Regions from separate parts of the Mus musculus genome. Here regions 2, 3, 4, 5, 6 and 7 are each linked to region 1. Evidence: chromatin loops called from intact Hi-C (ENCODE). Cell type or tissue: heart. All regions are shown on one strand. Links, peaks and the distances in the headings refer to the core of each region. The heading gives the core; the rest is flanking DNA.

Evidence for each region. A loop is a pair of places that touch in the nucleus more often than their neighbours do. Peaks named below come from ENCODE experiments on the same cell type or tissue, not always from the same donor. Only the 100,000 strongest peaks of a DNase experiment are listed, where the experiment ranks them.
Region 2: a loop joins it to region 1, with 9 times the contacts of the local background. A loop is called at or near these places in 29 of 42 quality-filtered maps.
Region 3: it touches region 1 in a loop (8-fold over the local background); 25 of 42 quality-filtered maps call a loop at or near these places.
Region 4: a loop joins it to region 1, with 11 times the contacts of the local background. A loop is called at or near these places in 4 of 42 quality-filtered maps.
Region 5: it touches region 1 in a loop (12-fold over the local background); 15 of 42 quality-filtered maps call a loop at or near these places.
Region 6: a loop joins it to region 1, with 4 times the contacts of the local background. A loop is called at or near these places in 6 of 42 quality-filtered maps.
Region 7: it touches region 1 in a loop (5-fold over the local background); 14 of 42 quality-filtered maps call a loop at or near these places.

What each region holds. Positions count from the first base shown.
Region 1 is chrX:73,651,605-73,656,089 of GRCm38, reverse strand. Gm52444 (a long non-coding RNA gene) reads left to right here and starts at 1,446. Exons shown (of 2, transcript XR_003953110.1): 1 at 1,446-4,485. It overlaps Pnck (pregnancy upregulated non-ubiquitously expressed CaM kinase), which reads left to right. Exons shown (of 12, transcript NM_001199352.1): 12 at 1-98. In heart, for the core only: CTCF peaks have their summits at 373 (motif pointing right) and 1,727; a DNase peak (open chromatin) is centred at 1,729; H3K27me3 peaks cover 1,500 bases.
Region 2 is chrX:73,568,424-73,572,908 of GRCm38, reverse strand. Atp2b3 (ATPase, Ca++ transporting, plasma membrane 3) reads right to left here. Exons shown (of 21, transcript NM_177236.4): 21 at 1-2,675. The coding sequence ends at 2,355. Among named protein-coding and RNA genes, the nearest start is that of Gm52443, 12 kb to the left of the region's middle. In heart, for the core only: a CTCF peak has its summit at 1,850 (motif pointing left); no DNase peak of the experiment used is centred there; H3K27me3 peaks cover 1,241 bases.
Region 3 is chrX:73,590,705-73,595,189 of GRCm38, reverse strand. No RefSeq gene overlaps it. Among named protein-coding and RNA genes, the nearest start is that of Gm52443, 10 kb to the right of the region's middle. In heart, for the core only: a CTCF peak has its summit at 1,848 (motif pointing left); no DNase peak of the experiment used is centred there; H3K27me3 peaks cover 1,409 bases.
Region 4 is chrX:73,541,078-73,545,562 of GRCm38, reverse strand. Atp2b3 (ATPase, Ca++ transporting, plasma membrane 3) reads right to left here. Exons shown (of 21, transcript NM_177236.4): 12 at 3,143-3,377; 13 at 321-500; 14 at 111-198. Among named protein-coding and RNA genes, the nearest start is that of Gm52443, 39 kb to the left of the region's middle. In heart, for the core only: a CTCF peak has its summit at 2,046 (motif pointing left); no DNase peak of the experiment used is centred there; H3K27me3 peaks cover 533 bases.
Region 5 is chrX:73,005,813-73,010,297 of GRCm38, reverse strand. The region is part of intron 12 of Zfp185 (zinc finger protein 185); the gene reads right to left. Among named protein-coding and RNA genes, the nearest start is that of Mir2137, 16 kb to the right of the region's middle. In heart, for the core only: a CTCF peak has its summit at 1,974 (motif pointing left); a DNase peak (open chromatin) is centred at 1,997; H3K4me3 peaks cover 715 bases; H3K27ac peaks cover 581 bases.
Region 6 is chrX:73,450,151-73,454,150 of GRCm38, reverse strand. Haus7 (HAUS augmin-like complex, subunit 7) reads left to right here. Exons shown (of 10, transcript NM_028633.3): 4 at 1,091-1,152. Among named protein-coding and RNA genes, the nearest start is that of Haus7, 6.9 kb to the left of the region's middle. In heart, for the core only: a CTCF peak has its summit at 1,987; no DNase peak of the experiment used is centred there.
Region 7 is chrX:73,051,758-73,056,242 of GRCm38, reverse strand. No RefSeq gene overlaps it. Among named protein-coding and RNA genes, the nearest start is that of Pnma3, 11 kb to the left of the region's middle. In heart, for the core only: a CTCF peak has its summit at 2,144 (motif pointing left); a DNase peak (open chromatin) is centred at 2,182; H3K4me3 peaks cover 308 bases.

The sequences.
Region 1 (4,485 bases), core at 182-4,181:
GTGGCTGTTCTGTGCTTTGCTGACTGTGGGTGGTCCTGCTTGTGTTGTGGCCCTTTAGTTCCTCCTTTTCCTAACCAATAAAGACAAACAGAACCATGCTCTGGTGCTGAACTGGGTGTGGGATGAGCATGGGGTTGTGGGTCACCTCAAGGAAGGATATGAAGGAAGCAAGTCCACTGCCAGTGGGTCTGCACTGGGTCTTGTGCTCTGCTTCTTGTACCTCTCCTCGCTTCGATCATGGCATAGGCACTCTGGATTATTCAAGTACTTCCTGATTCTGACTGTCAGAGTGCTGCCAGCAAGAGGCTGCCTGGCTGGTTGCTCTGGGCCTGAGAGAAAATGGACACCAGCAAGGTCTACTGGGCTGCCAGCAGGGGGCAATGGCAGGAGGCATAATTCAGCAACAGCAATCTGCTCCTGAGTCCCCATCTTGGGCTGGAAAGGTCTTGAAAGTGACCAGAGTTCGGGATATTTTCCTCCACTGCTACTTCTAGTGACCCTATTTGCCACCAGTAGGCCAGAATTCCAGAAGCCTGTCTTGCTGGGCTCAGTCAGGGGTAGGTCTCAGCCAGAGTTTAATGGAGGCTTTCCTTCCTCTTTCTCTCTTGCTCTAGCTTCTAGTGTGTGAGGTGGATGACAGAGCCTGATTGGGCTGTGTGTGTGAGAAGTGTCATTTTGTCAAATTTTTGGATTCAAAGGGAGGCACTGAGACCCAAGAGAGTGCTGGCCTGGGTTTCTGGGCCAGAGACTACTCTGGGTTTCAGGATTGGAGCCAGGTGGTCTAGAAGCAAGTGGACAGCTTCCTCCTCTGTCCTCATGGTCACCTCAGGCCATTCTGTGCTTCAGGCTTTGGACCATGTATCCTGACATGTTTGCCCAGTGTCCTGACCCTATAGGGTCACTGGAGGGAAACCTTAGACACTTGGTACCAAAAAATGGGCTCAGCATCTTGACTTACTCACCTTCAGTGACCTGTTCTTGGACCTCGTTGTCTTTTGTCACCTTTTCCAGTCTCTTTTTGGATGCCCTATGTACGTCATCTTTTCCTTCAGTCACATAGGACACCTATCCATTCTTATTTTGTTGAAGCAGTACTGATTGAACTTCTACTCAGCAGGGGGAGGCTCTTAGTGGGTGATGTGGGTAGGTTTTTTTTTTTTTTTTTTCGAGACAGGGTTTCTCTGTATAGCCCTGGCTGTCCTGGAACTCACTCTGTAGACCAGGCTGGCCTCGAACTCAAAAATCCGCCTGCCTCTGCCTCCCAAGTGCTGGGATTAAAGATGTGTGCCACCACGCCCGGCTTGATGTGGGTAGTTTTTTTTTTTTTTTTTTTAAGATTTATTTATTTATTATATGTAAGTACACTGTAGCTGTCTTCAGACACTCCAGAAGAGGGCATCAGATCTCATTACGGGTGGTTGTGAGCCACCATGTGGTTGCTGGGATTTGAACTTCGGACCTTTGGAAGAGCAGTCGGGTGCTCTTACCCACTGAGCCATCTCACCAGCCCGATGTGGGTAGTTTTATGGGGACAATATGAACAGGAAATAATTCTCCTAGATTCTCTGGTAGCCTTAAATATGAGCATCAGAGCCAGCTTTCCAGAAAGACTCATCACTCAGTCTAAATCACCAGCTCCTTCAGACTAAGCATAGGGCCAGGTCACTTCTGAGCCCTTGACACAGATCGGCCTTGACACAGGGTGCAGTACGGCCTCACCGCCAGCAGGTGATGCCACAGACACATGTTTAGGCATCTGTGAGTCACTTCTTAATCCTTCAGTACCTGAGGCGGCGGCTCAAATCCATTCCTTGCCCACTGGGCCCCCAAATCTTACCCTAGATAAGTTTTAGCTGGGGAGAGAGGTCCATCCTGAGTATTTTGGAGTGAAGTGCCAGGGACAACCCTGCGTCATACAGAGGTAGTGTGTCTTCTATCCTTCCCAGATCTTCCCATTGTAAGAGGGCAGTTTGAGAGAGTAGGGCTTTGGATCACCTAGCAGAGAGACTGACTGTCTCCTCTGCGTGTTACTGGAAGGCAGGGTACTGAGACAGCATTGTATTGCTGGTCAACAGAGGAGGGAGCCACACCAAAACCTGGAGAGGGACAGCCTGCGGGCAAAGGTGCCACTGACGTGTTCTCCAAAAGCAACATTCTCGCTCAGTTTGGGGAGAGAGCTGGCTGTAAAAGTCAGGTGACGAGGCTGAAGAGATTGCTCAGTGTTAAGGGTACTCACTGCTCTTCCAGAGGACCAAGGTTCAAATTCCAGCACTCACATGGCAGCTCACAACGGTCTGTAACTCCAAGATCTGATACTCTCACATAGACATCCATGCGGGCAAAACACCAATGCGCGTAAAATAAAGGCAAATTCATTTTTTAAAAAAAGTCAGGTGCTGTAAATCAGGAGCAGAGTCCAGTCTTTCGGGGACAGGCAGGGACTCAGGGAGTACCTCTTGTGTGTGTCACAAGAGAACATTGCCTCACCAGATGTTGACCAAACAGGACTTCTACAAATGTGAGTGGCAGGGCTTTCAGAGACGCTCAACTCGTGGCAGAGTGAGAATGTAAAAATCATTCTCTCACCCTCAATCATCCTGCCTGCCTCTGGGTGAGGAAGAGGCCTTGCTTGGGACATAAGGATTGGGTAACTGAAGAAAAGGAGAGTTCTCTCTAGCCCCCTCTTATCAGTGTTTCCAAGGAGAAGTCTAGATTTCAGTTTTGACGTTAAATGATTTTGTGTAACTGTCACCATCTTCTGTGACTTCATTTAATGTCCCTTAAATGAAACCTGGGAAATCGTCTGATTGTGGTAGAGGTAGTGATAAGATCTGGACCTTATAACATCCCTCTAGAGTTTAAGGTGAAGAGTGGCCCAGAAGTGGAATAGGAATGGTGACTGGGAGATAGGCACTTCTGGGTTCATACGAGAGGAACAAGGCACATGATACAGGGTTACCTGAAGTGGGATTCAGTTAAGGTGGGCTGACAGGAGTGGATCATGGGTGAGTCAAGAATGTAGCCAAGAACCCAGGAAAGAGCTAAGAATGAAGGTCCCTTGGACAGACAGTGACTGAGTTGGCAACACAGCCACAAGTTCCTTCCTGCCAGGCATATATGTCCAAAGAGTGTATTGCAAGCACATTCTCTACCCAAGCCTAGCTTTATCCAGGCCTCCTATCTCCATTCCTAACCTCAGGTGAGAACTTTATGTGTGGTATGGGGATCAGACTCAGGTTGTCAGACTTCGATGGCTAGTGCTTTCACAAACTGAGCAAATTGAGCAAGTTTCACAAAGTTGCCAGCCCAACAAAAGTACTTTTAAAAAAAGTACTTTTCAATATGTTCAGCGCTATCTGGCCATTCTGGTCAGTACTAAAACCTCACCCTCAGGTGTCCTCCCTCACTATCTAAGGAGATTTTGACAGTTCCCCTTGTCTAGGGAGCTGTATCTTACTTACCTTGAATGATCCTTTGAGCAGAAGCCCAAGTGCGTTTTGCTAGATTCTCCTTGCAGAACTTTTATAAATATTTAAAAAATATTAATTTATGTGTATGAATGTTTGCCAGCATGCATATATGTACACCATGTGTATACCTGGTGCTCTCAGAGGCCAGGAGAGGGTAAAAGATCCCATGAACTAGAATTATAGATGGTTATTAGCCATCATTTGGGCACTGAGAATTAATCCCGGGTCCTCCGGAAGAGCAGTAGCAGTCAGTGCTGTTAACCACTGAGCCATCTTCCCAGACTGTTCTTACAATTTTTTTTGGCATGCTGCTTTATGTACTTTTCAGTTCTGCATTTCAGGTTGGTCCAATGCTTTATTAAAAATGTAGTACTAGGATTAACTTTGTCTTAAAATCCACTTTGTCAATATTAATATAGCAACTACTACGCTTTGTTAATGTTTTCCTACTAGTTAAAAAAAATCCTTTTCCAAGATTAAAATTTGTTATGGGGCTGAAGAAATTGCTTAGCAGTTAAGAGAACTGGCTGCCCTAGCAGAGGATACAGGCTCAATTTCTCGCACCCACAGCTGATCCACAACCATCAATAGCTCCAGTTCCAGGGGATCTAACACTCCTTCTTCTGGCATCCTAGAGCCCTAGGCATGTATGTGGTGCACATACATAAATGAGTGCAAACTACTCATACATAAACTGAATACATCTTTACAAAAAAGCTGAGAGCCAACCAGATCTATACATTGAGACTCTGGAAATAAAACTTACATTTTATTGAGATAGACTTCAGTCACACAGTACAAAATTGACCATTTAAAATGTAAAATTTGGTGGCATAGGCCTATAATCCCAGAACTTATCCTGGGATGCATAAGATATTGCTTCACTCTCAGCCCCAATATCATGTACAGTTCAATGAGTTTCACAACAATCACTACTGTCTAATTACTACAAAAGGAAACCCCATACTCATTAGCACTCATGCCTCCCCCGTCATTCAAGGGCATTTCATGGCTT
Region 2 (4,485 bases), core at 167-4,166, 83 kb after region 1:
CAGCATCATCAGGGGTTGGCTTTTTAATACATAGTGGCCATTTGCTCTATGTGTATGTCTACAACAGAGGATGACAAGAAGCCCATGAGCATAGCTGGACACAGCTGACCTGCTTCAGTCACAATACTCCACATTTTGATTACTTATTGAAGAACACAAAGACCCTCAGCAAACCAAGTTGCCCTTTTGCTGTGGTGGTTTAAACAAGGACATCAGGGAACAATTTACAAATGGGAAACATTCTCAATATGCCCTTTAGAAAAAAGGGATGGCTTTATGTGATCTGTAGCTGGCATTTTAAAGTGGAGTTTTCTGGTAACCAAAATTCTTTTTCCCGAGATGTGACTACTCCTGCTTAGGGGTGACATGGCATTGGTGTGACCAGTGGGAACATAGCAAGTTTCCATTTGACTTTCTGTGGATGCCAGAAAGCTGAGACAAACTTTTAGTGGTGTGTGTGAGTGGGGGGGGGGGGAGTGGGACAAACACAGCTCCTGTCTCTCTCTCAATTCACACCTGTCTCCTGGCAGACAAACCTTGAGCTCAAGTGACAGGCATATTTAAGAGTAGTGTGATATTCTAGACATCTTCCTGAAAAGTGTGACATCCATAAGTTCAGAAGGTGAAGAAACCTCAAGGGCAGGATGCTACCTATTTCACCTCCGTTACAGTGGGTGTCCAGATTCAGGACCTAGGAGCATAGAGGAGAGTCAGCTTTCCACTAGGAAGGAGTCATCAGCCTGGGCTTCCCTGGAGGGGCAGCAGACATTAGACCTCTTTCCTCTGCCTTCTCTCAGGCTATCACTCTTTCTAGGAAAGCAGGCTTGGCACAATGGGTGCCCACACTGCTGGGACAGGCTCCTGGAAGACAATATCTCAGGATTCCCAGACCTGGCTTTTCTAGTCTTACCTGTCTAGGTGGACCCAAGGCCGGCTGACTGACCCCGTGCTCAGTCCTCACAGGCCCAGAAGAGGCCAGAAAAGAACAATGGCAATGTTCTGTTTCTATAGTTATGCCTTCTGGGTTGGATTTGTCCTGCGGGCAAGAAGACCTGGGCTGGAAGCATGCTTTGGTGGGTGACACACCCACGACCTTGCAGACACGCCCTCGCAGACACACCCACGCCTTCGCAGACAATGAGGACATCCAGTGAGGACTTGCTGCCCTTTGCCAAAGCACACAGTACAAGTGCAGAGGAATAAACCTGGACCGTCCTTTCCTAGCATCTGTCTCTGCTCCATCACAGCTCTTCCTAGGGTTCATCATGTTTTTAAACTTGGAGTATGAAAACAGAAAGCTGCCAGCCAAAAATGAAGGTGTTGGAAATGAAGTGGAAGGAAGCCAAAATCAAAACTTGCCTTGCTGCACACTGGAGGGGACCACTGTCATCAATACTTTGGTATTTTCCTTTTAAATAAAAATGCCGTTGAAAAGTCCTTCTCCTCTACGGGTAGAGGTCTCAAAGCGCAAAGGTTCTAAGTGCAAGGCTTTACACAACACTCCCCAGACTGCCTCTTCTGGAATCTCGGCAGGGTCAGGTATGGAGATCCTCGGGTCAGGGGCTGAGGAGGGAAGTACAGTACCAAGAGGATGTTCTTGCAGTCTTGTTCCCTGAAAAGAGCCTTGCTACATTCAAAAATGAAACCTCAAAAGGGAAATGCCTGGTGAGAAGAATAGAAATATCATGCCAATAAATAGTTCCTTATTCTTTAAATATGGATTTTGTCACATATATGTATATGCATATAGACACATACATATAGACACACGCACACATGCGGTCTGCAGATGGGTCTTGTGTGCTTTGCAGTAGAAGGTACCTTTACAGGTGGCTCCCTCTGGTGGCCGATCTGCGCAATGAACTCCTTCTTGGTTTTGGTATACTTTTTTTCTTTTTCTTTTGATATGGGTATAGCAAAGCTCCAAATAGGCTCTGGTAGCCCCTACCGCATTGCACAGCCCAAATGGTGAACACATGGTAGAACTAGTGTTCATTAAAAACAGAAGCATCAGTAGAAAAATGGTGGGAAGCGCATCTTGTCTCATGCTCCCTTTTTCCTTCACATTGGGCGAAGAACCTCCCTCCCTCCCTCCCTCCCCTTTCCTTCTTTCTCCTTCCCCCACCTCATGGGAACTTAGTAAGAAGCCTAGTAGACTGTGTCCTTATTGAATTCAATTGGCTTCCTGAAAATACCACATAAGTAAAGTCTTTAGCCATGTTAGTCATTTCCCTCTTTGGCAGGTGTACAGGTTCCCCTCTGGGTGCATGTGTGACTGCGTGTGTGATTGTGTGTGTGTGTGTGTGTGTGTGTGTGTGTGTGTGTGTGTGTACATGTGCTGAGAAAAGTTTCGGTTAGAGGGATGTCTCCATGCTGTGGAGTGGGCTCCCGGGCCTGGAAGAGAATGCTGAAGAGGTAGCTGACTTGGTGGCATGCGTGGTCAGGTAGATGCCGCTGTCTATGGCGTTGTTGTTCTGGTTAGGGGGTGGGGGAGGTGGGGCCCTCAGGCGCTCTTCGTTCTCATCCACATCTGTGTCATCGATGAGCGGGATATTGTGGGTGTAGTCATTGATCAAAAACTCGGGTGTTGCCATGAAGTTATGGATGCAACTCTTGGATTCTGGTTTCTCCAGGCCTTCATAAAGCGAGCTACGGAATGCTTTCACCACCCGGATCTGAAGTGGAGGGGGAGGGACAGAGCAGAGCCCACATGGGGGAAGGGAAGAGGAAAAGGGAGAGGAGAAGGGAGGGAGAAGAAAGGAGAGGAGACAGTCAATGGCTAGCTGGTGCTGGAAAGTTGTGCCCACATCAGCGGCTGGCACACTGCCTGATGAATATTTACACGCTGGGGGACTTGTAGGGAGTGAGATGGCTTTGATGGACTGTGCTAAGAGTTTACAGGTCTGGGCTTTCATGTTGAAAACATCCCTGATTTGGGTAGCTATCCTGGAACAATGGGCTTATGCCTGTTCCCTTCCTGGTTCTTGCTCTGAGAACAGGACTGGCTTACGTGGCACCTGAGGTATTTCCTCTATATGAATTGCAATTTGGTAAAAGATAAATATACTGAGATTCTCCAAAGAATGTTCTGGTGGCCATTTCTGCACCTACATCTTAGTCTTTCTTTCAGGGGCATACCACACACTTGTGGTACATATCCATATCCATACATATACATATACATATACATATACATATACATATACATATACATATACATATACATACATACACATTCCCATTTCTGAAAACGTCTCAAGCCTCCCTAACACTGTTCCTGCCTGGCATTCTTTTACTTTACCAGAGGCTCTGAAATCACTTCCTGTACTGCTTCTTTGTCTTGGAATGTCCCAGCTCTGTCCTGTCCCTCTTATTCTTCCTCTCTGCCCACAACTCTGTATAGTGCTAGAAAGCTATGTAGGTATTATAACACTGTCTCTTTTTCAGAGCTCTGGGTCTAAGAGCCCACTGGCCCTAACCTGGAGGCCAAGACTGAAAATGGCCACACGGGTTTGCGTGTACCAAGCCTATTCTTACTCAGCTGTCTTGGTCTACCAGTTATCTTCATAGTCTTCTGCCAGCTCTGTATCACAGCTACATGTGTCTGATTTGGTCTCATTAGATACTTGGTGGCCTCAGCAGCCCTTTGCAATCTAGCCTTCTGTCTGCTCTCCTCCAAAGCACCTCTACCCTCTTCCTCTTCTTTGAGCTTCTATTCAGACAGCTTGTCCACATGTTCCTTATCTACCCCACTCTTGTTTTCAATTCACATCAGTATTATATTTTCCAAGGAAGTGCTTCCCATAATACTTGGACCTTCCCACCACTATGGTCATGTGCCCTGAGCCAAACTCACATTCCCTTCAGCCACCTGCACCTCCTGCAGGGCAGTGCCTTTAGAACTTGCCTGAGAATCAGCCTGTCCCTCCTCTGGATTTCCCATGTTCACTCACACACTCCAGTCTCATCTTTTCAAGCCACAGAGAAGCTGCCTCTCTGATCTCTCCCTGGCCCCACATGCTGGATTCCTTTGTGCTTTTAAAACCAGAGGTCAATGAATAGGCTTCTGCTAGATTTTACACAGGCCAGTACCAGCACAGCTGCCCATATCAACTGTCCCTAGAAACACAAAGCTAGCCATGACGGCCTTCTGGTAGTGTAGAAGGACTACCAATTCTCCAGGAGGACAACTGGGTCCAGTTAGTTCCTCCCTGTGTGAGGCAGTGGCCACTTTATCACTTCTAAGTTATTTCAAGGAGCTAGGGTTTGGTTTTCATGGTTTCAGTAATGTATTTATAAACTCTGGCCAAAAGGTGAATGAACCCTGGACCTCTTCTGGTTTTGTAAATAAAGTTTATTGGCAAGCTGCCATGCCCAGTCATCTGTGTACTGTCTGTGGCTGCTGTCATGTTACAAGGGTAGGTTGTGCAGTTGCAGCAGAGAGCTGGTTTGAAAAGTTAACTATGTTTACTTGGTGGTCCTTTA
Region 3 (4,485 bases), core at 309-4,308, 61 kb after region 1:
GCCGGCTAGAATTTCTGAAGGCAGAAGGGCTATCTGGGGAAAGTTAATGATGGGTGCTGGGAAAGAAAAGCAGACATCCTTACCCCAGCTCTTTTCTGCTTTTGTATGGGTCTAGAGCCTGAGAGGGGCCGGGGAGGGGTACGAATCCTTGTTTGGAGAGGGCACTGGGCTACAGGCACTGGTGAGACCTAAAGAAGGGTTCCAAAGGAGGGGGCAGACAAAGATACCACTCCTCACCTCAACCCTCAACTTTGGCTTAAAAAGAGCCTTGCCTTCCCCAGCTAAGGAGGGGGTGGGGAGGAGCAGAGATGGGAGGTCAGGCCACCTCCCTCTCCATTCCAGTCCTTTCCAGCTCCGAGGATGTGGGGAGGGGGAAGGCTTACAGGGGATTTGAGTCTGGGCTGAATTTTAACACTGAAAAAGACCAGAAAAGTTAATGGGCGGGAGTGGGGGGAGGTGCAGAATACACAGTGAGCGGCATAAACAAACTCCGGTGAACTGCACCAACAGGAAAGGTCTGGAATGGCCGGCAGAACGTCCGGAAGTGCTGGAGGGCTGCGGGCCCAGGTGTAACTCCCCCCTTCACTCCTGAGCTCTGGTGGCCAGCCTGGAGCCTAGCTTCCACCGTGGGGGGTCTCTCTTCACTCTCCTCAGTTCCAGGCAGGACAGATCCCAGAGCGGCCCACCCCCCTCCTTGAAAGGATAGCTGGCCCTCTTCTTTCAAAATAGCTGTATTGACTTGTGGCCTTCTGACTCTAGGAGACATTTCCAATGAGCAAGGGGAGGCTAGGAGGTGGGGTGGGAACAGATAAGAGTGGACAGAAAGCACTGGGTTGAGAAGTCCTTTAGATGGCAACACCTTGCTTTGCTTTCCTAGGAGGGTGTCAGGGGGAGGGCCTGCTGCTCTGGGTCCAACAGGGAAGCTGCAGCAGGCTAAGCTCAGACCTATTTGCAAATTTCTAGCTCTTCTGAATATATCGTATTCAGCTAGCTTGGGACTTTTCTGGAAGACAGCCTTCTGCTAGGCTTCTCTGGCCAGAAGAGAAGATGGGTCCCAGAGTTCTGAAAAACATGTTCAATGGTCAAACCAACAGCATGTTCTGTTTCTGCATTTGTTGGCTTTAGCCTGCCTCTCTTCCTTTGATCTATGAGCTCAAGAGTATGTGTGGGCTCCCATTTCCTCTCTGAATCTTGGTTGGATCTAAGACCATTTGCTACCCCCGGTCTCTTTTTGGTAGCTCTCAGCTGCACCCAGGGCCATCACTTCCACACAACAGGCTGCCTGATGGCTGAGAGGAAACCATGGCAACAGGAGGCAGAGAGGATATTCCCATTACCCCTTAGAAAGGGCAGCCAATTTCTGGGACCTGAGCCCATTTATTCACTACTTGTGTACTTTGCGATGCATTTCAATTTTGGAGAGATGGCACTGAGAGTATTGGGCCTGAGTAGGGAGACAAGTGGCATGCTTTCCTTTTTCTCCAAAGAGCACTGAAGTACTGCCTCCAACCTCCAAGGCCATTTCTGAGTTCATACATATCTCCAGAGGACAATCTGATCCCCTTTTCAGACAGTCAAGGGGAAATGTATTAGGGGTCACTGGGGACATTCCTCACTACCTGAACTCTTCTGAACAGGTTTCTCTTCTATTTCCAGCACGAGGACCCTTTTAGCGCTTTCAGGCCAGGTGCTGCTTGTGATTTCCTGAGGCGTTGGGGGTAGAGGAAGAGAGCATTCCTATGAGTCAACACTCTAACCGCCTGTGCCTAGGGTGCCCCACCACACGTGTGCACACGCAGCTGGGTGACTTTGGGTCTAGACAACTCTGCCCCCTAGTGACAGGATGAAACTAACATACAGGCCAGAGATAGGGGAACAAACTACCCCAGCAGCTAGAGCTCACTGGAATTCCCTAGGGGGTCTTTGAAAATAAATCATATGGAGAACCAGACTAGGATCTTCATCTTCTTGATGTTGGGTGGAAGGAGAAGCCACAACTTGCATAGTGAGAATTTTGGTTTCTTTCTTTCTTTCTTTCTTTCTTCCTTTCTTTCTTTCTTTCTTTCTTTTTCTTTTTCTTTTTTTTTTTTTTTTGGCTTTTCGAGACAGGGTTTCTCTGTGTAGCCCTGGCTGTCCTGGAACTCACTCTGTAGACCAGGCTGGCCTCCAACTCAGAAATCCGCCTGCCTCTGCCTCCCGAGTGTTGTGATTAAAGGCGTGCGCCACCACGCCCGGCTCGAATTTTGTTTTCTTTAAAAAATATAGAAATATTATGGGAATGTGCTTTTGTTTAACCCCAGGTGTGGGATAAAGAGATGCTTCAGACTGTCCACAGCAGCTGACTGTGATTTGCCTTGTGCTCTGGCAGGGGTGTAGTTTTGCCACCTGCAGAGAGTTTCTGAAAAATGTGTGCCATTTGAAACTCTGGGGACTTTTCCAAGGGTATGTAAATGCCAGGGCCCAGAGAGGGAGGGCGGGTTGTTGTTGATTGCTGGTGGTTGCTATTAAGTAGTTGTGCACAAAGAAGAAATGAGATATCCTGATGATGAAGCTCAAATTTTCCCCAAGGAGCTTGATGCCCTTAATCAGTAGGGTTAGGGGGTTGAAAGAGGACAAGACGTAGTGAAGGAGGATGAAAGAAAGGAGAACTCATCTGCTGGGTGGAAATCATGGCTACTAGACCCCAAGGATGGTGATAACCCCAGGGGAAACACTAACTTCTCTTCAAAATACATGTCAAAGTTCTCTTTCCTGCAGCCTGTCTCAGGCACTGTCTCCTTAGCTCACTCAGTTGCCGTGAGGAGGGGAAGTGATCTCCTGGGTTGTTTGCTATAGGTCAGGGAGCACTGTGTACCAAGAAAGTGGAAATCCTGATCCTATGGCTGTGTGCCAACACCTACCTGCATGAGCTCTTTGGGCCTCCCCCAGATGTAACATGGTTCGTCCAACATATTTTTGGTTAACTTTTTGTTTTTAAATTATACGACATAGAATGATATGAAGATAGTGCAGGCAGCTATGTACCCTTTGGCCAGTTTCTCCCAGTAGTGATATCTTTTTGTTGTTCTTGTTTTGACACAGTTAGTCCTGGATGTTCTAGAACTCACTATGTAGTCTAGACTGGCCTCTTTGCCTCCCTAGTGCTGGGATTAAAGATGTGTACCACCATGCCTGACTAGTACTGATATTTTACAGAACAATGTACAAATCAGGTTCCAGAGATTATTGTCCTGGGACTTCACATAGTGCTGCTGAAGTTTGTGTCTGGTCCTCATTCAAAATAACTTCCTTCTAAGGCTAGAACTGCCATAGGGGTCCCCACTGAACTCTTCCTTTAAAAAAATGAATCCATGGCTGTGTGTGGTGGTGCATGCCTGATTACAAACTAAGTTCCAGGACAGTGAGGGCTACACAGAGAAACCCTGCTTTGAAAGACAAAGACAAGATAATAACCCGTCCACTGCTGCCAGAGTCACTATGCAAGTGTGTAATAGAGAGCTGGGAGAGAAAGAGAACCAAATGGTTTGTAGCACCATGAAGAGAGGCAGAATAGGAGCCCAAAGGGTGACGAGGAACAGCCTGGTGTGAGTGGCCTGCCCCTCCACCTGAGGCCATGGTGAAGTTCTGTTCCATATTGTCACTGAGGACCATGTCTGGGTCAGTGGCTATGTAGCAGCAGGGGCCTGTATTGATGTCCATGGCTTATGTTACCAGTAAAGGCCGTGCTGCCTGGGATCATTTTGATGTTCAAAGGCTTGTAGAGCTGTTTCTACCCCACACTGGCTGCAGCACTCCCTGCTCCATGCCGGGGCAGCAGAGTAGAGCTGGCCTTAGTGTGATGGAGGAGGGTGGGGTGTGTGGGTGCTGGGGGGGGGGGGGAGGCAGCATCACAGCACTGTGGTGCACTGATGAGTGAGCCTGAGGGCATGAGCTTGGGAGGAACTGGCTGTGACACTAGTCTGCCAAGTGAGGGCATGGGCAATCGAGAGATGCCCTCCCACCCCCTTGCTGCCTGCAGCAGGTGGAAGAACTTGCTCCAAGGTATTGAAAGTAGGAGAGGACTGGGCAGTGGTGGCGCATGCCTTTAATCCCAGCACTTGGGAGGCAGAGGCAGAGGCAGGCAGATTTCTGAGTTCAAGGCCAGCCTGGTCTACAGAGTAAGTGTTCCAACTCAGCTACTACCCAGGTCCAGATCCAAAACTTTGAGTTGGTCTACCCCACCATCTACCCCATCTATGAACTGCTGCAGCATGTGAAAGGGCTGGTCCTACAGATCCAAAACTGCAGGATCTCCATGACATAGGACAACAACAGGATGTCTGAAAGGAGTCCCAGTGAGGTTCCAGTATTGATAGTGTAGCAAAAGCCAGAGGCCTCAAACCGGACCAATTCCTCATTGCAAGTGGAGATATGTGGACAAAAGGGGATACTGTGTGACACACAGTGACACACTACAGCTTCCTCCATGAGATTTAAAAATTTTTT
Region 4 (4,485 bases), core at 297-4,296, 110 kb after region 1:
TTCTAGTCATTGGTTCTAAGCTCTTCCAATCAAGAACCTAAGAGCAAGTGACAACATGCAGGGATGCCAGATATAGCCACATGTTGAAGAGGGTGAACAAAGTTGGTTACCTTTAACCAGAGTATGTTTATCAGTGGGAGATGACCGGGCAAGCACCCGCAGCTTGGGCCACACTTTGTCCAGCCGCTCCTGTTCAATCTGGAGGAAATAAGAGAGACATCAGAGTCTAGACTGCAGACAGGCACTGTGGCTGGGATGACTAGGAAGCTAGCAGAGGGATGGGGAAAGCAGAAGCTCAGGACAGAGATGCAGGGAGCTACCTCGCCTTTCTCATTTCGAATTCTTCTGTTGAATTCCTTCCCCTCCAGGCACAGGAAGTCCTCTCCTGGCTGGATGATGCCACACTTAGCTGCAATAGCCCGGGCAGTGTTGATGTTGTCTCCAGTCACCATACGGACTGTGATGCCAGCACGCTGGCATTTTCGAATGGCTTCAGGGACCTGGGAGATATAAGAGTGATGGGTGGGGCTGGCAAGACAATCCCATATTTTGTGTTTGGAACAGATCTTCAGGATCCCAAGTCCCAGCAAATCTATCAGTACAGTGAACCCTATGGTTCCAGTTCAGGGTTCGTGGAGTGTGGTGTGAAGGAGTTCCGAGGATGGTCTACAGTGGGCAGGTACTCTCCCCAGCCCACTAGCCAACTGTCTCCTGCCATCTCCTTCACTGTGCCTGGCCACAGAAATGAGCAGATATATAGACCTAGCTATGAATGTTTCCCTCTCTTGTCTAGTTTGTTTTTGTTTTTGTTTTTTTTTTTTGATATAGAACTCAACTATTTTCCTCAGGAATTAATCTTTGTCTCAGCTGTAGATTTTACACAATCTATTCACTAGAGGATGTGGAACATTACTTGGGGTTACAATGCATGCATTTCTTTTTCAAATAGTATAGCATTCTAGAACTAAGGAGAAAGAAAGAGAACTTCCAAGCACAAAGCACAAAACAAGCCAACAGGGTGGGAAGCCATGAGACCAGCCTAGGGGTTTTAACATCATTCCAGTAGTGGACAGATGGAAAGGGCAGTTTCCAAACATGATATGTGTGGCTCTTCAGGCCCTGGGGATGCAGAAGGGACAAAACAGGCAAGATGGAATAGCATAGGTGGGGAGGAGGGCCAGTTCAGAGTTTGAAGAATTGAATGAGGCAAGGCCTAGGTCTGTGAATTCTTTAGTGAGTTCCCTTCGAACCTGAGGAGGAAAGAATGTAGGAGGTATCTAGATCTAGCCTATTCCCCTGGCCTATGGAGACTAGAGAAGGTAGGGTGGGCACAGATGGACAGAGCAGTTTGGGGATAGCCAGTAAGCAAATAGAGGGTGGTGAGCAAGAGCAGAGGAGTCTCTACTTAAGGCTTTGACAGTGATCCAATAATCAAAGGCAGAACTGTCAAGTGATAGGGAAGGACAGGCCTTGAGCAAAGTCTAGCTGTGATAGTTCACCCTCCCCACCCCCACCCCCGTGTGTGTGTGTGTGTGTGTGTGTGTGTGTGTGTGTGTGTGTGTGTGGTGTCTCCTTATACTAAATCTCAAGAACACATCCTGTTCTCTTAAGGTCTTAAGGTGCTGCATAAGACCTTCAGTAAAGAGAACTTCCTGTCAATCAGGAGAATGAGGCAGCTCTTCAGCTTCATTTCCCAAAGTGGCTGGAAGCCTTCTTCTCTGCTGCTGCCAAGTGACCATAATGAGCCTAAGAGCTAGGAGCTTGGCAAAGGTTCACCCCAGAATCCAGGTGCAGCCACTACTCCAAGGCCTACCCACATATGCAGTCTCTAAGCTCTTAGTCCCCTAGCCAGGTGGTAGGAACACTTCCTCCAAAGGATACCCTCCTTTGTAGAGCAGCCTGTTCCCTCCTTGTCTATTGTGACCCATTCCCTATCTTATCAAGCCCCCCATATCACAGCAGGGAGTAGAGGCCTGTAGAAGTTCCCAGGTCCACTCCAGTCCATCTGCTGGACTTTCTGTGGACATAGTTCTCTGTCTCCCTCTGGTGGCTATCCTGTACTTTCCAGAGCCCAGCAAATTTGACTAAGACCCATGGAGGTTTCCCTTGTGCTTGCCTCAGAATCAGGACTTGATGTCAGGTCTCCCCAGTAACTTTATGGCGGAACTCCCTCTCAAGCACGTTAAGCCACAGAGGAACTGACCTTTTCCCTTGGACCGCTGAAATAGGCTCTTCGTGTCCTGAGTTTCTACCCTGAACTCCCCAAGGTACTCACTGAGGTTGGGTCCTCGTTATATCTTTCTCAACATGTATCTGTGTTTCACATTTTCTGAGGTGAAAATCTTCAAAAATATCACTGCACAGCTGGCTCCAGGGCTCACTCTGCTGCCAGCCCAGTCCATCCCCAACTGAGTACAGGGGTGTTCTGCTGAGAGTGACCCATGTCTACTCTTTACATTCAGGGAGTATTTGTTTTAGAACTGAGTGTCTTTGCTTTGTGATCCTTTATGCACAGCTTCTTTCTCATCCCCTGTCAGAGCCAAAGCTCAGGCTAAAGGGCAGGATCAAGTAGTCTAACATGAGGTGGATACCAACAGACAGGGCTGGGAAGATAGAGGGCCCTTTCACACTATTTTCTTGAGGATCTCCCATCTTTAAAGACCAACAAATATAACCATCACACAAAAAGTGCTCAAGTCAAAGGCTTTAGGGACTTCCCAATGTCAAGGCCACCACAGACATCCCTTTTGATTTTGTGTTTGCTTCAGCCACATGATCCTTGAGATCTACTCCCCCCCCCCCCCATTTTGCCTCTATCACAGCTGCAAACTTCCATAGGTTCCACAGAATTCCCATAGGTCAAGGACAAGAGAGCTTGGCAAGGGGATCAAAAGCACTAAGGAAGCGCCCATGGCCTTGAGAGACTCCAAGTCTCTGTTTTCCATGCTGCTTTATCTATAAATAGGACAGAAAGAGGTGTAAGATCTAGGAAGGTGGGAGAAAGAGGCTCTTGCCATGTGTGTTTGTGTTCCAAGCCTACGGTGTGCAGATCCAGTGTGGAAAAAGCTACCCTGCTACCTACTGGACAACCTTGAACCTGGGGAATAGTTACTACAGCAGCTTCCAGAAAGAGGGCAGCTACCTCAGGTCGCACAGGGTCCTCGATGCCCACAACAGCTATGCAGGTAAGGTCACCAACCACCTCATTCTCATTGTCCCAATCAGGCTCCTGGATAGCAGAGAAGTCCCTGTAGGCAATGCAGATGGTGCGGAGGCCATCACAAGCCATAGGCTCAATGATCTTCTTCACCATATCATCCCGGTCCCGAGGACGAAATCCTCGGAGTTCACCATTGCTGTTTAAGATGTTTGTACACCTGGGGCAGGGCAGGGGTAGTGGGGTAGGTAGGGGCAGGGAGTGAACAAAAGGAAACAGTGCCAGTCATACTGGATTAGGATGGGACCTTAGCCAATGATATTATTAAAAAACCAACCAACCAACAAACACACATACAAAAAACAGGATGCAGAGGTGCGCAGACAGGGGAGAAGACCATGTGATCACAGTTGAGAAACTGGGGGGATGCAGCTGCATACTAGCAGCAGAACTTGGGAGAGGCAAACAAAGATCCCCTCTTCCCACCCTAAGAGAGAGCACACAACTTAGACCACACCTTGACTTTAGGTTTCTGGCCACCAGGAATTTGAGGTAATAAATTTATGGTGTGTGTGTGTGTGTATTTGTGTAAAAGCCAGAATGAACTAGATTATTGTTCTTAGTTGTTATTTGTTTGTTTTGTTTCTGAGACAGTCTCTCCCTGACCTAGAGCTTGCCAAGTAGGGTAGGCTAGCTGGGCAGAGAGCCTCAAGGAACGACCTATCTCTGCTCTGGTTTACCAGGGTTGGAATTACAAGATTTTTACATGGCTTCTGGGCAAAAACACTACCAATTCAGTTGTCTCATCCATCTAAGATTTACATTATCTTAAGCCATCAGGTTTATGGCCATTTGTTACAGCAACCTGTGAACACTCAGGCTAAGGGACCCAGGCAAGAGATGGCAGCCTGAGGCTTACTGTAGCTTTCCTACAGTCTCTTTAGGTCCAAGGAATGGAATGTATGTGAAAGAAACCCCACTTTATGGTTGCACATGGCTGTTGTTCCTGCACTTAAGAAGCTAACGCAGGGGCTGTAGAGCTGGCTCAGTGGTTAAGAGCACTGACTGCTCTTCCAGAGGTCCTGAGTTCAATTCCCAGCAACCACATGGTGGCTCACAACCATCTGTAATGGGGTCTGATGTCCTCTTCTGGTGTTTCTGAAGACAGCTACAATGTATTCATATATATTAAATAAATAATATTTTTTAAAAAAGAAGCTAAGGCAGGAGAACCTGGGAGTTCCAAGCTAGCCTGAGCTACATAGTGGAGAGTCGGCTTCAAAAAGCAAACCAAATGGGGACTGAGGAAATGTCTCAGAGGATCAAGG
Region 5 (4,485 bases), core at 267-4,266, 650 kb after region 1:
TCTGAGGCCATCGAGGAGGGTATGTCTTCCTCAGTTTGTCTGCAATGTCCTCTCAAAGGTGGGGGCCACAGGAAAGACAGTAGAAGGTGTTGCACTCATCTCTCATCACTACTCCTGTCTCTTTATTTTATCATCTTAGAACCTCCCTGCAGTGCTCTGGGAACTCCTGAGGTAAGGACAGAATAAAAACCCATTATCAGTGACTACCATCCCTGGGAGGCTCTAAGCTGGCAGAACAAAAAGAATGTGCGATGGCCATGCTTTTCAGGGACTAGGTTGTAAAACTAATTGAAGTTTTCAGCCTCAGGTAAGAGGATACTAAACTCCTCTGCTGGTTCCAGCTCTGCCAGGAAGTAGTGCTGAGTAAACAGAGGCAAGGTTCTTCAGAAAGAGCCGCTCGGAGGCAGGGCAATATGGGGAAACCCTGGGCCTTGAAGCAGGGCAACTGCAGTTTCAGCTGTAACCTTTATAGGTCATGAAAAAGATATTGGTCAAACCCTCACAGGATGCCTTTCTGTGCACTATAACATCCTGAAGGGAGTATCTTAATTTCTTGCCACTCGGCCTCAGCTACTGCTAAACTGGAGTGGGGAGAGAGAAGGAGGCCCATAGGATGTGATATCTGTTGAATTCTCTGAAGCCTTCACAGACTCTGGTAGCTTAAGGCAACCACTGCCAATTTTTGACCTAACTACATACTGCACAAGAAGACAATGCCACTTTCTACGCAATGTAATCTGCTGCCTGACCACAGTTGCCAGCACTGAGTACATGTCTAACACTCACCTTCGTGTGTCAAATACAAACTAGAAAAAATCCACACTTGCAACACAACAAAGAAGAAAACAATCTAAGTCTTAGATTTAACATGTGATACCAAAACTTTGAAGGAAAAAGGTAAGACGGTGTGCTATCAAATGACTGAATAAACAACAAAAAAAAAAATTGGCAGAACTTTATCTATCTTGAAGGTTTTATAAAGGTAGCATTTGATTACTGAGGCTATGGAGCACTCACAAAAAGGGACCTATCATGACTGCCCTCCGAAGGACCCAACAAGCAGCTGAGTCAGATGCAGATATTTGCACCCAACCAATGGACAGAAGCAGCTGTCCCCTGTTGTTGAATTAGGGAAGGCTGAAAGAAGCTGAGGAGAAGAGCGATCCTGTAGGAGGACCAGCAAGTCTCAATTAATCTGGACCTCCAAGATCTCTCAGACACTGGACCACCAAACAGGCAACATACACCAGCTGATATGAGGCCCCCAACACACATACAGCAGAGAACTTCCAGGTCTGTGTTCATTCAGAGATGATGCACCTAACCCTCAAGAGACTGGAGGCCCCAGGGAGTTTAGAGCTCAGGTGGGGTGGGGTAGAGACATCCACGTGGAGACAGAGTGGGGTGGGGAGGAGGTATGGGATATGGAGCAGTTGGAGGGTGGATGGGGGGAGCAGGGAATGGAACATGGAGTGTAAAAAATAAATTAAAAGTAAAATAAAATAAAATAAAATAAAGAATAAATGTAGCATTTGATAATATTTTGTACACACTCCTCAGTGTCCTGCATGCTTTACATATGTAAACCCATTTAACTCTTTGAACTGTCTATGGTGGAAACTATTTCCATTATTGTTCATGTAAGAGCTGAGTGATCCAAGGGTCCCATAAAGTTACCTTGGGCTTAAATTCAAGCTCAAGAATCCCTGCATTTAGTCCACTTTGCACAATCAAATGAACACTGGGTAAAGCTCCTAAGGCTTCTGACATTTACATTAACTTTGTCACCTGGGTCTGTCCTCAAGCCCATCAACCACTGTTTATCAAAGGAAAGGGGACTATCCTTGGGTTTGGTCACTCCTAAGTAGGCTACTGTAGTCAACCGCCCTCTGACATTACTAGTAGGGGGATGGGTAACGGGAGTGCACTGGCGCAACAGGGACCATTTGTGATCCTCCAGCGCCATCTCGTGGCTGGAGCTAGCACTGCCTCAGGAGGAGCCCCTTAGAAGCTGGTCTCTGGAGCAGCCATTTTGTACTCTCCTTTCATAGCGGGCACCTCAGCCTGAGCTAGCGGCTGCAGGAAATGGCCGCGCGAGTAGGTGTATTCTTACCCTGGAGCTGGCTAGCTTACTCATGCGCATGCGCCCCCTCCCCCCTTCCCTCCCCGCCCCCCCCCCGCAGGAGCGATCCAAATCTGCCTGCGCAACAGAAATCTGCTGCAGTCACGGGTGCATGCGTCCGTATTCGTGGTGCCTGTCTGCGGCAGTCTGACTAGATCTATGCTGACACACTCCTCAGTGTGTGTGTGTTCCCCCAAGTGAACATAAGTTGCTAGAGCAAGGCTTGTCAATATTAATATTAACGTTTTTGTCTGGATAATAATACTGTGTGTGTTGAGAATGAGGCACTAATATCACCTGTCACTATAGGTCGTTTAGCAGCATCCATGATTTTTAGCCTTTAGAAGCCACCCTCGGTTGTGGCAACCCAAAAAATCTTCGGTTACTACTGTATGACGCAAGAGGGTAGGGGTGGGCAGGACAAACCTCTGATTGAGAGCTGCCATCTCCAGTGTATACTGGAGAAGAGAGGAAATTGAAATGCTTAAGAAAAACGCTGGAGACATACCTTCAGGAAATTAAACAAAAATCTCAAGAACTCTTGTTATTAATATTTCCCCAGATGAAGGGCTAGAAAGATGGTTCAGCAGTTAAGAGCAGTGTGTACTCTTTAGAAATCTTAAGTTTTATTACAAGCACCCACATACAGCTAGAAACAATCTCTAACTCTAGTCTCCGAGGATCCACTGTCCTCTCTCTACTGGCCACCACTGACGTGGCAAATGGGTGGTGTGCAAAAACATACATGTGCAGGCAAAACACTTATACATATAATTTTTTTAATTTAAATGGGAAAAAAAACAATCCAAACATAGCCAGTTATTAAACAGTGTCATCAGAAATGTTTGCTTTGATTTTTCAAACGGGTAAATATTAGAGCAATGTTACTATCTGGGCCTGAGCTCTGCAGTAGGGCAGATTTAGAGTTTATTCCTATTTGCTCATCACATGTGTGGACCCAAGTTTTCTCCTCTATCAAATTGCACAATCAGAAATCTTTCTTGGCTTGGGGAATAACACCAGATTAAGTACACCAGCTGGAAGGAGACATTAGCCTTCAAACACATTTCATCAACTAGCTTGCTCAAGTTTCTCAGAAGGTTTCTCCTTGAGGCTGTTCATTAGCTCTCAGCTACCACGGGTATGGTTTTGGATAAATCACTTAACCTGTTTGTTTCCCCATTTACCCATCTCACAGGGTTATTGAGGCAACTGTAAAGTACATAAAAACAACATACTGTAGCTATCATCAGCTATTATTTTCCTCAGTTCTAATCGTTAGTAAAATTTAAAAGAAAAAAAAAGGTGCATAACAAGGCCTGTAGCTTACAGATCCATTTTCCACACCACCTCCCAGCATATGATTTAATGTAAAAGGTGACTGTAGTGTGGTGTTAAAATTCAAATACCTATTCATCTTTAAGTCTATAAACCACAGCCGTTCTTCTTTGGATTAAAACCTGATAAAATTTCATTATATGGAACACGGCCCTGATCCAGTCTCCTCACTCATTAGTCTTCAACTACTCTATGCTTTGGAACATGTTAAATCCTAGGTCCTGATAAGAGATCCTGTCTCACAAAACACGATGTATGGTGCCTAAGGAATGACACTAGAAGTTGATCTCTGGTCTTGACACACATGCGCATACACAAACACACAGACACACATAAACACACACACACACACACACAGGAGCATACCCATGTGAACATACACACAGACATGCATACACATGTACACCCACATATACATACAAAATCAAACTTCAAACTAGTATAAGTGAGATAACTGTAACAGACTGCACTAAATCCTACAAATCTAGAAAGATACTTCATGTTATTTTGCAAATGAGTTTAAGGTTTAGCTTCATGTAAAACAAATGGAAGGATGATGCCAATGAACAGTCCAAAAGAAAGCCACCAGAGCCAGACTAGATCAGATGTCTTCTACAATAGCCAATAGCACTCTGAAACAGTTTGCAGCACTGTGGTACAGGAGAAAGAAAAGGCTGGATAGGGAGTCCCCACTGCCATGCAGAACTATAGGAGCTAGAGACAGGGGTTTCGGCTTAATTTCAAGGAAGTAGAGAGCCATTGAGAAGTTGAAAGAGGGGGATAAACACATTGTGGTTTATTTGGGAAAGATCTTTCTGATGCCTGCAAAGATAGCAAAAAGTTACATTAGTAGCAACTCAAAGAACCGAGTCCCTGGCCTAATGGCCTTTCCCAGACCTCTTCAAAACAGAGATTACCGAGGTGGGGCCTACTTTATCTGTCTCCAGGCACCCGCTGCAACTAGGTAGATTAGTGAGAAAATGAACCTGCTGCTGGGAGAACCAGCTGGGAAAGCACCTAGAAAA
Region 6 (4,000 bases), core at 1-4,000, 200 kb after region 1:
ATTGACATGTGAGGCAGTGTTTGATGTGCTAGGGTACAGCAGTGAACCGTGCCACCCTCATGGAACTTATATGTTAGATGATGGGAAGCAGAGATGATGAAGAAGGAAGGCTGCAAGCTACCAGTTAAGGGAAAGGTGATACAGAGGGTTGGAATAAAGGTGATTTTATTGACAGAAGATGGCAAGAAGGGTAGAACTGAGCTCTGCAAGGGAACAGCCAATGTACAAGGACTCAAGTGGGCTATGCTTGGCAGCTTTGAGGAAGAGTAAGGAACAAAGATGGCTGGGTAGAGAGGATAATGAGGTATCGGAAATCAGTGGGGGGGATAGGGATAGGTCCTTATAGGTCATAGAGGGTTATTGGCTTTTCTTCCAAAGAAGGCTTTGCCCTCCATTAGGTTCATCAGGCTCCCTGGGGATGGATACTGTAGTGAAAATATGAACACCCAGGCAGCAGCTCTTACAGTAACTGAGGCAAGATATTGGGGAATGAATAGGTTAAAAGGTGTGCTCTACTTGATTTGTTGAGAGGAGATCAGAAGGATCAGAGGGTTTAAGTGCTGTGATTGAAGCAGGCTGGCTTGGAGGCGTATTGGCATCTGAAGAGTATTCCCAGGGCCCCAGAATTGTTACACAGATGGTCTGACACTACTTCCAGTGGGTCTTTTCCAGCATGTCCTATATAGGTTTGTACTGCTCTGCTCCTGCTGAGGCATAGCCTGGCCTGAGATGGGGTGAAGGTACTGCTCTAACACTGATGCTGGTCCAAAGCTCTCTAACCTTTGTTTATATACTAGATGGCCATGTAAAAATGTGCTAGATACTGCAGAAGATATGGCGAGGTATTCCCTATTCCTCGAGGGGGCTTCAGACTCCATATCTGTAAAATATAGCCTAGACTCACTCACCTTCAAGATGGCATGACAGGAGAATGGGCATGAGAGACATTTGGCTCATCTGGTCTTTTGTGCCCCCACCCCTGCTATGGGGAAAAAAGCCTCAGTATCCTATATGTTCTAAGTGCTGGGATGTCTTGTATCCTCCTCTGTTTGGGTGGGTCTACAGTGATAAGGTTTTTGTGTTCTAACAGAGATGTTGAAGCTAGGCCATGAGCTGATGTTTTGTGCACCAGATGACCAGGATCTTCTAATGGTAAGAAAGGAACCTCTTCTGTCTCTGCAGAGGATGCACATGTTGGGTTTTTTGTTTTTGTTTTTGTTTTTTCTGTCCTGGACTGGTGAGAGAATGGGAGCTCCAGAGCCCATGTGGCTGGCAAGACTGCTTCTCTAGGCATCCCCAGGTTAAGCATTGCAAGAAATCTTTCAGGGAGACAAACAATTGGGACAGCTAATGAATGAACCATTTTTGGTGGGGTTGTATTTCATTATGCTGTTTAGTCTCTCTCTAGATAGGGTTTGCTTTTAAGCAGAGCTGGTTCACAGAGCTTGTCAGCAGCAAGAACAAAGAATTCCCATCTCCTTCCTGCCACTGGCCCCATGTCAGCCTCCCTCACTGTAGGAATGTTTGTTACCTTAGTAAGCCAACATAGATTAGGATAACTTTATCTCCCAAGTGTGTATCCAATGGGCTATGCTTCTCTTGTTTTCTGGTTGGAAGTTGTTACATGGTTCTTTGCTGATACTTTGTGCTTTCTGTTTCTTGTTCAGAATTGCTCTTTCAAGCGCTTTTCTAATGATTACTTGAAGCTGTCAGTTCATTTGCCTTTCTATAATCCCTGTATTGGCATCTAATGAGCATCTTTTCTTGTGCAAGTTGAGGTCTTTGTGGTTTTTCATATGTTGGATGATTGTGGTTTTGTCCTGCTCATGTTGACTGTTACTTGGATTTTGTTAAATTTCATGGAAAGTTAAGATCCATATATTCCAGCAAGCTCTAGGTTTGCTTTAGTTTATGCAGCCAGGACCACCCCTCCTCTCTCTCCTGAGCTTCCACTGTCAGCTCATCTTCTTCCCATCTATCCTGCATGCGCCACCCAGTGGTTGAGCCTGGCTTCACACCTGGCTTAGTAATCAGTCATATGCACGCACAGTCAGGGCTGGTCCAGACTTCCAAAACTGATTTTTGGAGTTATTTTCTTCATCTCTTTCCTCTCTGCCATTCTCCCTCTCCTCTCCTCTCCTCTCCTCTCCTCTCCTCTCCTCTCCTCTCCTCTCCTCTCCTCTCCTCTCCTCTCCTCTCCTCTCCTCTCCTCCTCTCTCTCTCTTTTTCTCTCTCTCTCTCTCTTTCTCTCCTCCCCCCTCCTCTGGTTTGGTTTTTCGAGACAGGGTTTCTCTGTGTAGCCCTGGCTGTCCTGGAACTCACTTTGTAGACCAGGCTGGCCTCAAACTCAGAAATCTGCCTGCCTCTGCCTCCCAAGTGCTGGGATCAAAGGCGTGCGCCACCACTGCCCAGCCTCTCTGCCATTCTCTAAGCTTTTCACTTTCCCAGAGCTGTCCTTTTCTATCCTCCAGCTACAGCCCACTTGCACGACGGATTAAGTAACTATAAGGCAGAAAGGAAAAACTATCAAGAGGTTCCTGGAAAGACACTTTTTATCACTGATCAAAAGACCAATGAAAATTTAAACTGCATAGGCGTGTTCCACTCATGCCATGATATCTAGAGTTAGAAGGAAAAATAGCACAGGATGACAAGGATGGGGAGACGTAGGAACCCTCATATATTCCAGTAGGGACACAAATAATACGGCTACTGTGGAAGACAGTTAATACAGATGTACAGAATTCATTGTGAATGTTCATAGATACCCATTAACTGATGAGGTAATTTTCAAGAAAGAAGACGTTGCTGCCACATGTGACAACATAGATGATGTTTGAGGATGTTATGCTAAGTGAAAAGCAGATATTAAAATGTAGTATAAGGTCATAATAAATTGTCACATATTGTAAGATTCCTTGTGTGTGGACTGTTCTGAAGAGGTGAGTCCATAAAGAAAGATAGGAGTATAGTGATTGCTAGGGGCTCAGGCAGAGGTAAATAAGAAATGACTGTATGACTGTCAGTGGGTTTAGAGTTTGTTTTGGGGGTGTTAGAGATGTTTCTAAAATGTGGCTAGGAGACTTGAAAGATGATTCAGTGGTTAAGAGAACTTGCTACTCTTCCAGAGGAGTGGGTCAGATTCCTAGCACCTATATGGTGGCTCACAACCACTTATAACTCCAGTTCCAAGGGATAGAGTGGCTTTTTTTTGGCCTCCTTGGGTACTTCACTCATGTGGTACACTGATATCCATATAGGAAAACAGACACATAACATAAATAAATTTTTAAAAATTGACTATGATAATGACCTCCTGGCTCCCTGACTATTCTAACAATCACTGCACTATACATTTAAAATTTTTAACATTTAATTTAAGTTAACAGAATTTAACACAGTGAATTAAAGTTAAACAAACAAAAAACACTATAGCCAAGTGAAAAAAAAAACCAACAACAAAGAACATCTAGGAGAACAGCAAGTACAAGAGACCTTGTACTGTGCTTGATGCGTTCAGAAACCTGTCAGCAGACTGGTTAGGGCAGAGTAGACTGGAAACAAGGAAAATGAATAGAGCAGAGTGGGTAGATGTGATTGATGGCCTTTGTAGGCTAGAGGAGGCTTTAGCACATACAGGGGGGTATATTGGGAGCTTGGAGCTGAGGGACATGGATTTCTATTTAGTCTGACAGTGATGGCTGTGGCTAATGTGTGGAGTGGACTGTGAGAGACCTGTTGGCAGGTTACAGCAGTGTCGAGGCATGTAAGGAGATATCTCGAATGGCAGTGGTAGTGGGGAAATTGGAGTAGTGGCTAGATTCAGCCGGACCCACTGGATTTGTTGATGTAGTAAGGTATAGGCAGGGACGACACTCAACAGTCACTCTCTAGAAATATCTGGAGAATGAGTTCACAAAGACTTATACCTTATCATATCTCTAGACCTTTCCAGAGTGTGATTATTAGTCTTGCCCTTTGCTGGAGAGTAGAGAGGAGA
Region 7 (4,485 bases), core at 265-4,264, 600 kb after region 1:
GGTGTTCAGACCTGCCTCCTGGCTAAAGATGAAGGCCCGAAACAGGGCCTGTCCCAGAAGCTGTGTTGCTTCTGCAGTCCACACTCTCACCTAGGCAGACTGGTCTCTGAGGGACCCAGGACCCAAGATGGCTCCCTCACCTGCCCCAGCAGTCCTCTTATCTGTCTTAAACTCAGAATATTAGACTTTTCAGTCCATCTGGGGATTTCAGATTATTACCCTTCATTCCAGACACCGAGGAGAGATTAAGATGAAGGGTGTGACATAGTTTCTCATTGTCTGCTTCCTGTGGGGAGGAGACAATGGTGGATGAGGCTAAGATATAAAGGGGCAAGTTTACTTGATATAACAGGATCAGAGTTTTCAATTGATCAGTTGCAGCAGATTATGCAAAAGCTATAGGTGTGTGTCTTAGTCAGGGTTTGTATTTTTGCACAAAGCATCATGACCAAGAAGCAATTTGGGGAGGAGAGGGTTTATTCAGCTTACACTTCCACAATGCTGTTCATCACCAAAGGAAGTCAGGACTGGAACTCAAGCAGGGCAGGGAGCAGGAGCTGATGCAGAGGCCATGGAGGGATGTTACTTACTGGCTTGCTTCACCTGGCTTGTTCAGCCTGCTCTCTTAGAGAACCAAGACTACCAGCCCAGAGATGGCACCACCTACAAGGGGACCTCCCTGCTAGATCCCTAATTGAGAAAATGCCTTACAGCTGGATCTCATGGAGGCATTTCCTCAACTGAAGCTCCTTTCTCTGTGATAACTCCAGCTGTGTCAAGTTGACACACAAAACATTGTGTATCTCCATTGCACAACACACCCATGGAATAAACCTGAAATCCTATCACAGAGTGGTTTATTATGCACAAATAACTGTTTCACTATCATACCATGAGTCACATCTTGTCTGACTGGTCAGGGTTCTAGCAGACATGATCTGCCACTGGATAACTTCCCTGGTGCCTTTTCTCCACTGGCAGCTCACATAGCACCATCCAGTAATATGATCAATAGAGAGCAATGAGGGTGTTTCCTCCTTTTTGTAGGGAATGATGGCTAATACAGATATGCATAACTGCCCAATGTACTGAGAGTAAGTGACTGGAGCATGCTCAGCTTCTTATCTGTTCTCCAGGCCTAAGGAACATAACAGAAGACAGGTAAGGACTTAAAAGCTAGACTATGGATACCTGCACATGACTGGGCCTTCCAACTTTCCACCGTGGACAGGGGAGATGCCCATGTGGCCTCATTATTTCCTCAGGAGCTATTGGCAATAGTTGTTAGTGAAGGAAGTTTTTTTTTCTCTAATAGGGGCAGCCACTGCTGGGACTTGATGGGAGGAAGGAGTTTGGAGAGAAGGGAAGAGTAATAGCAGAGTGTGATGGAAGGTTGTGTATAGCAATGCAGTGTGTGTGTGTGTGTGAGAGAGAGAGGGGGGAGGGGAGAGAGAGAGAGAGATTGTTTTTAAAAAAATGAGTGGAGGAACTGTCAGGACCAGGTGGGAAGGAGTTCAGAGAGAGGGAAGGAGGGCTAGCATAGTCTAATGGGAAGTGAATATTATAACAGTTTACAATATACTGCCTGGGTATATAACTGTCAAAGGAAAAAAAAACAGGTAGGAAAAAAAAAGCCCTGGCTCTGACAAATTTGCTCTTCCACTTCTGTTTTTACATTTAAACAAATAGAGGCTCCATGACCACTGGGACTAGACAAAATGTGGCTCCACAGCTAGGCCTAATCTCTCTCTCTCTCTCTCTCTCTCTCTCTCTCACACACACACACACACACACACACACACACACACACCACACACACACACACACACACACCCTGACCTCATTCCCAATCCCCCAACCACACTCCACCCCCTGCTTATTAAATGCACAGGGAACTGAACTCCCACAACAGAGCTGGGGCGTGGCTGAGCTGAACTCATTAGTGGGGGATGGAAAAAAGAAGGGCTGTCTTTTTGAGATCAGGACAAGTAATGCAGTTGCTTCAGCAGACTGCCCATGTGAAGAAACCCTGGAGTCCTCCACCATAGCTAACCACCTCCTGAGATAGGAGAAATGGGAGTGGGGGATGGGCAGCAGGAGCTCGCTGGGCCAGCCAGGACCATTTGTGGTCATCTACCACCATCTAGCGGTCAGCCCGGACATTGCCTCAGGAAAGGTTCGGCAGATGCCAGTCTCATTAGCAGCCATTTCACGGTTTGTACTGTCGCTTTTCCCTGGGGTCAGTGCGACTTGAGCTCAAGGCTGCAGGAAATGGCTGCTTGCGCAAGCGTACTCTTACTTAGTCTCCGGCTCTGCTAGCGACTGCCCCTGGTATATTCATGCGCCTGCGCTCATCACAGGCTTGTAGATCACTAAAATTTAGGCTTTAAACGCTTGATTAGTCTGCTATGGAGTCAACACACAGAACACACAAACAGATATATATGTTCTGTTTCTGTTTCTTATGTCTCCGGAATTTGAAAAAACTGGTCTACTCCCCCCACCCCCCATCCCCGTCCCCTTTTACATCTTAAAGTGTGTATTTCCAATGAGATCATGTACACAAACACTATAAAGTGCAAAAAGAAAAAAAGAGAAACAAACTAGAAAGCTATGAAAACAATGTCGATGATGGGGTTTATATGCATATCTTCTGACTTCCCTTTGATATCTTATTTTTTATGAAACAGGTGGTATATGAAAAAGAGGATGCAAGCAGACGCTGCCATTGCCCACCAGTGCCTAGTGCTTAGCATCTGATAGTAAAGGGCAGCATAGTCATTTTCTACAACTTCCAGCTGATAGGAGCTTCACATGAATTTTAAGAGGAGCACTTTTGTTGTTGTTTTTCGAGACAGGGTTTCTCTGTGTAGTCCTGCCTGTCCTGGAACTCACTCTGTAGACAAGGCTGGCCTCGAACTCAGAAATCCACCTGCCTCTGCCTCCCAAGTACTAGGATTAAAGGTGTGCGCCACCACTGCCAGCACTTTTAAACCTATACTTAGAAAACAACCAAAGAAAATTTAAAATCTCGAGCTTGTGACTTTTTGGAATCTCAGTATAACAATAGCACAGAGAGGGAAAGAAATATGAAACATTTTTACATACCTTGTCACCCCCTTTCACTTTATAACCTGCATTTACACATCTTAAACACTTTGTAGTGAAAAAGTAAAACGTAAAAACAAAATTCTAGGCCTTTAGGCCCAGGCTTGGGAATGTGACCTCTGTGACTCAGTGCTCCAAGGTATGCTAATCATAAAACAGATAGCCACATTCCTCCACCCACCTGCTTCCTGGGTTCAAAGAGTGTTCATTCAAAGAATGTGCTATTGTTAGGGGCTCTTAGAAACTGTCTTGAGAGATAACCTGAACAAATACCAGGTATTCCTTGTGACACTTGTGACTTTGCACTTCCTTGTGACTCTTAACTGGTATCTTTGGTATTTTTTTCCAACAACGCCCTCCCCACTTCCTTGAGTTGTGGTTTCTGCCTTTAAATACCCCAGCTACTCAGGGCGCCACGGTCCTCTACCCCTGCGTGGTGTATGACTGTGGGGCTGAGAGCGCTCTTGAATAAAAATCCTCTTGCAGTTTGCAGCAAGACCGTTTCTTGTGGGTGATTTTGGGGTGTCACATCTCCTGAGTCAGAACGTGGGGGAGTCCTCAGATTGTGGGTCTTTCAGTAGACCCACACAGCTTAGAAAGTGTTCACATTCTCGGATCCATATAACTTGTATTTATACACCTTACAGCATTTTTTTCAGAACTTACATAAACTTTAAACATGTTTTTTCCCTGTCCAATTATCTACCACAAGGCATAGGTGGTTGACTACTAAGAGCAGTCACTGCAAAGCAGTTTCCTTTAAAATGAAGGAGAAGTAAAAAGTTAGTTCGAAAGCTGTTTTATGAGTTGATCTCTTTCAGCATAAGGTCTGCCAGCAAGGGAAACTGGGCCTGTGTCTTTCTCAGCAGGAAACCTAGCCGCTCTAGAAACAAGTAAACCCTGTGTGTGTTTGTTTGTTTGTTTGTTTTGCTTTACATAAGAAATGAACTAAGAAGGCAGCTACCAATCTATAGGGCCAGAGAATAGAATGTGTTGTGCTGAATGAAAATGCCTCTCATTGGGGTTGGCATTACTGGAGAGAGTGTATTTATTACCTGAGGCTGGGCTTTGGGATTTCAAGTGCTCAAGCCAGACCCAGTGTCTCATTCTCTTGCTGCTGCCTATGGATCCAGATATAGAACTCTCAGCTATCTCTCCAGCACCTGCATGCTGCCATGTTCTTGTCTTGATAATGGACTGAACCTCTGAACTCGTAAGCCAGCCCCAATTAACTGTTGTCCTTATAAGAGTTGCCTTGCTCATGGTATCTGTTCACAGCAGTAAAACCTTAACTAAGGTAGTCAGGGTTGGCACACACCTTTAATCCCAGCACTTGGAAGGCAGAGGCATGCTGATCTCTGACTTCCAGGACAGCCT